Regions from separate parts of the Mus musculus genome. Here region 2 is linked to region 1. A link is a loop called in an ENCODE intact Hi-C map of the cell type or tissue named here. Cell type or tissue: heart. All regions are shown on one strand.

What was found. Peaks named below come from ENCODE experiments on the same cell type or tissue, not always from the same donor. Only the 100,000 strongest peaks of a DNase experiment are listed, where the experiment ranks them.
Region 2: it touches region 1 in a loop (5-fold over the local background); 4 of 42 quality-filtered maps call a loop at or near these places.

The regions. Positions count from the first base shown.
Region 1 is chr13:110,392,854-110,395,353 of GRCm38, reverse strand. Plk2 (polo like kinase 2) reads right to left here and starts at 310. Exons shown (of 14, transcript NM_152804.2): 1 at 1-310. The coding sequence starts at 177. In heart, CTCF peaks have their summits at 399 and 979; DNase peaks (open chromatin) are centred at 323 and 763; H3K4me3 peaks cover 1,202 bases; H3K27ac peaks cover 1,243 bases.
Region 2 is chr13:110,897,806-110,900,305 of GRCm38, reverse strand. 4930526H09Rik (RIKEN cDNA 4930526H09 gene) reads left to right here. Exons shown (of 3, transcript NR_131194.1): 2 at 2,334-2,425. Among named protein-coding and RNA genes, the nearest start is that of Gm38397, 4.4 kb to the left of the region's middle. In heart, no CTCF peak of the experiment used is centred here; no DNase peak of the experiment used is centred here.

The DNA of each region.
Region 1 (2,500 bases):
ATGGTGGTGATGGTGGTGCGGGGCCGCCGGGGTCACCTGGGCTTGGGGCTGCCCATCTTCAGAAGGCTGCTGCGGTCGCTTCTTCTTTGAGTCCCCGCCGCAAGCTTTGCCCAGAGCCTGCTCGCACATCTTGGTGCCGGCGGCCGGCTGGTAGGTGATAGTCCGCAGGAGCTCCATCGTTGCCTCGCCACCCGACACTGCCTACTTGCCACCTCCGAGGCGCGGACAAGCGTCCGGGCTAGCCCTGTCCCTCGAGCACCAGTCTCTCTCCCTACTCTCTAGTCTGACGTCCTGCTTCGCTTGTGCGAGCAAGAGCGAGCAGCGAAGCTTTAAATACGCGCCGGCTGGCTGGGGCGGGGCCTCGTGACGTCACGGCGAGCGCTCCACCCACCGGCCCCGGAGTCCGCGCTGTGGATAGGTGCGGGGTGGCCGCCTGGATGTCGTGGGCTTCGACCTGGCCTGAAGGCGGCGGTACGCCAAGTGCCCCCAGTTCGTCGCGTGCCCTGACTTTGGACGTGGGAAACAGAAACCCAAGGGCGGACGCCCTGTCTGGGTCCTGGAGGAGCGGGGATGCGGGGTAGCAGCCCGGGGGAGCCGCAGGGTTGGCACCGCCCTCCTGACTGTGTGCAGCCCCACACCCTGTCATCCAGCGAGCCCCGCGGGGTGGCACCCGGAGACCCGGAGCGCTTGGGGACCTCCGCCGCCACCGCAGGCGGGAGGCTCAGTGGCCGGCCTTGCGGAACCGGGCACCAGGCAGAGCCAGAGCAGCTAGGGAACCAGGCACAATCCGGGTCGCAGATCCGGGTGACCTGCTGTGGCGTGGGAGTATCTGAGCTCCCTGCAGCCTCTTCCCATCGCCTGATAAGTGACCCCTGTCAGAGGCCAGGCTCTTAACCTTGGAGTGGAGCGAGGGCTTGACGACTGGAGAAGGTTTGGTACGCAACAAGTCTAAGCAAGATCGCCATCCTGTGGATTTTTTCAGAAAAACGATTAACGGTCTAAGTGGGCCGAGGTTCCTTAGCAACAATATGGGCTGGCTTCCACAGTAACGCTAAAAGTGTTCTGTTGCCAATTATAATTCTACAATTGAAGTCATCTATAACTTTTTGTTCCAACTAGGTGATTCAGATTGCGTGGATCTAATGTCACTAAGCAATGTCACCGCCCTGGTACACAGAGTCAATCTAAGGTCCCACAGTGGGGTATAGTGGAGAATAAAGGCGGCTGTTCAGTTTTTACAGATTTTACTGTTCAGTTGTACCATCTCAGAGACTTTCCTTCTTCCTTGTTCCAGCGCGTATGGTTCCGTATTAACCGCTGGTAGCTATTTTGAAATGCTGTATACATTTTTTTTGGGGGGGGGGGCAGGGTTTCTCTTTTCTCTGTGTAGCCCTGGCTGTCCTGGAATTCACTCTGTAGACCAGGTTGGCCTTGAACTCAGAAATCCGCCTGCCTCTGCCTCCCAAGTGCTGGGACTAAAGGTGTGCGCCACTACTGCCCGGCCCTGTCTATATCATCTTAATACAATCCTGAATGAAAAAGTCTGCCATATTAGGGGAGGGAAAATCATTTTCCTTCTACCCTTTCAAATTATCACTGTGGTTCCTCGGGCTGGGCAGATAAACTGCAGAACCACAAGTTTCTCCATTCACAACAAAAAGAGTACCCTCCAAAGTGGCTTAGAATTGAGGTTTGAATGCTATCAGAAGCCAAAACAAGAGTGTGGGAAAAGACAGGAAACAAAAGGCAGTCGGGAACAAGGGAGTAAATAGGGAAGAGTTTATGTTTTTCACTGATAAGTTTGTTACTTAGAATCGTTCTTTTTGTCTGGTTCTGGAGACTTAGAACTTGAGACTTCTTTTAATAAATGTGATTTTTTTTCTTTTTCCTTACAAAAAAGTGGTGTGCCACTTTCAGGCTTTCTGTGTCTACCTATCTTTTAATTCAATTCAAACTTATCCCGACTCAGCGGTTACATTGAGGGTGACATAGTCTAGCTACCTGTGGACCTGTTTTGAAGGGACATAGCCTAGTCTACATCTTTCCCATCTTACAGGTGAAGAAACGGGGTCCTAGACGATTTAAATAGCTATTATCAATACATTTTTCATAGAACCACGAAGTTTTGCGAACTCCATGCCCGTCCTATTGTCTCGGTTAACACAGTACGTAAGCGGTCACTTCACATTGGAGTTCTGTGTTCCAAAGATTATACAGGCCTTTAATAAAATATCAGTGCTCAGTCCTTGCCAACAGGGAAAGAGTGACATGCAGAATTCCAAATTAATAAGGGCAAATGGTTTTTCCTCCAGGCCACTATCAAGCATAGGTAAGTCCAGTCTTAGTAGTTAAGAAGACATTCAGCTCAGCTACTTCCAACACTGGGCAAAGGTGCTTCCTTAGCACTGCAGGGTAGACAGCAAGACACTCTCCCTTTCCCTGCTTTATCTCAATGCAAGCCCGGGCATGTTGTTCACAAAGGACAGGAGACTTTAACCCA
Region 2 (2,500 bases), 500 kb before region 1:
TGACTCTCCATGAAAATCATCACCATTGGTCCCAGCTTTCTCCCTTTAGTGCTTTCCTGTTCCTCTTGGCCACAGAGTTAGATCTGAGTTAGATATCATTTATAAAGGAAAATTGGGAACACTTACAAAGAAGAAGATGAACTAAATATGTTTCCTTTGTTTTGAGAAATTATTTTATGTATTTCTCCATTGACTTAGTCAGGTAGTCATTTGCCCATTCATTTATAGTCCAACGGCAGTTGCTTTTTGCTTTGGTTTCTGCAGCCAGATAATGTGGGCCCTTGATCTAAAACTGACAGGCAACTTATGCTATGTGTACTGAGGGTTGTTTAAAATACTTAGGCCTGGGGCTGAAAGGATAGGGCGGAGGTGGAGCGTGAGGTCAACCTGTGTAAGGCACTCAGGAGAATTCTCTGAAGCAGCAACAAAGCAAGTAAGAACCTGGATATTTAAGGTGACAGAACCTCGATTCGTTTGATATCATTGCCACAAAAAGTAATAAGTTTTTCTTCTATTTAAAAATATTTAAAACTCTTTAAAATGTTTAAGTGTATAGGTGTTCTCAGCCAGCATGTATCTATGTGTACCACATGTCGTTGTTATTTTATGCGAAACCATCATTGGTTAGAAGATATTAATATATTTTCTCTCAATGTATTTCAGGGTTTGTTCAGGATCATATCATCTTGGTTAATTTTTTTATTTAACATTGCAGTTTTCTTTGTCCTGTTTGTATCATTGCTACATAACAGAATCTTAACACCCATTATTCCATTGGGGTTAATATCTTCTACAAGACGTCTTCTGAGTGTCAATACATTTAATTATTTGTTGACTTCACCAACCTCAACTTTAACACTTGCAAAATGAGGTAATACTTGCCTCCTACCTTCCTTGGGTGTGGTAAGAGGTAAAAAGATAATGGATGCAAAGTGCTTTGTGAAAACACAAAGCCTTTCATTCAAGGAAGGTACAGGGAATGCTATCGTTTGTGTTGTTATTGATGGCTATGATCCCATGTGGCTTTCTCCTGGTGCCCTAGCCTGCAACACACAGTTGAATAATATAAATGAAATATGGTAAAGTTATTTCATTTAGCAGGTCTTCTGGCCAAACTCACTATAGAATTCTTCCCTAACAACAAGCGATTGCTCTCTAGTCTCTTCTGTTTTTAACTACAAAATCATCAAAGTTCTTATGCTCCATTTTTTTCCCTGTTTGACTGCAGCCTCTTCTACACAATTCCGATGGTGACTATTGATATGAAGAGTTACGTAAAGACCCAATTGGTACAGCTCTTGGGCCTCCTCCGAGGAAGATATTTGTGCTCAACATCAGCTATTTTCTGGACTTTCCCTTACCTTCTTGTGTGTGTGTGTGTGTGTGTGTGTGTGTGTGTGTGTGTGTGTGTGTGTGTGTGTGTGTATGTTGGCAGGGGGAATGGAGTCACAACCCATTAGCCCTCCAGATGGACTTTATGGTGTTCATTTCAAATGTTCCTTATTGCCTGCTCTTAGAGCAGACCAAATCGTACTTCTAGATATCTAATTTTGAGCATAGTTAAACTGCTTTCAATTTAGTCCCAGCATATTGACTCGAAAGGATGTACTAAATAAAGTCTTGCAAGCTGTACATAAGTTGTCTTTGATCAATCTTTAACCTCTTACAGAAGATTGAGAGCTTCTAGTAAAGGACTGTGTGTCACTGACCAAATGACCCATTGCACTGCTATACATTTGGCTTCATTCTTACTTACATTATGGCCTTAGTCCATTTGGCCTCTTTTGGTTAGTATCAAGCCAAGCAGACGCATGTCCATACATCTGTATGTATGTATGCATGTATGTATGTATGTATAAGTATTTATCCATCTACCTAACCACTTGTTTATGCAGTTATTATGAAGCATCACCACTTCTGATTTTAATCTGGCGTCTTGATAAAGAATCAGCCAAAGGATATTCAGATTCCCCAAACTACCGAGCATTAACTATGTATTAGGAGATGAAAAGAGTTTGCGTATCAAACATTCATTCCTTCATTCAGCCAATAACAATAGGCTCTGAAGCTTTAACATTTCCCCCAAAGAGCATCCTGCCGTCCTTTTGCTAGAGAGTAAGGTCAAGGCTGAGTCAATGCTCAAGCCATTCTTTACCCTTTTGTTCCCTGCTCACAGAAGTTTAATTGGTTACTCTCTGATAAACTTACCCATCTATTAAACCCAAGACTGTGAACTGATTTTTAATTGTTCAAATGTAGCTGTCACAGCCAAGTTAAAATCAGCCTTATTAGTTTACCTGAAAAGGTATTTTCTGTTTCTGGTTCTATCACAGGATTATTGCATGCACATCTTGAATCTGGGCTTACCCAGTGGAGAATTCAAGTTGACAATAGCAACGGAAGCTGACATGTCTTGTTGGAGCAGGCAAGTGTTATTCATTTCCTGAGCTTCTCCCTGGCATCCTTCCATGCATGCGAAACCATCTAATCTTACATAGCA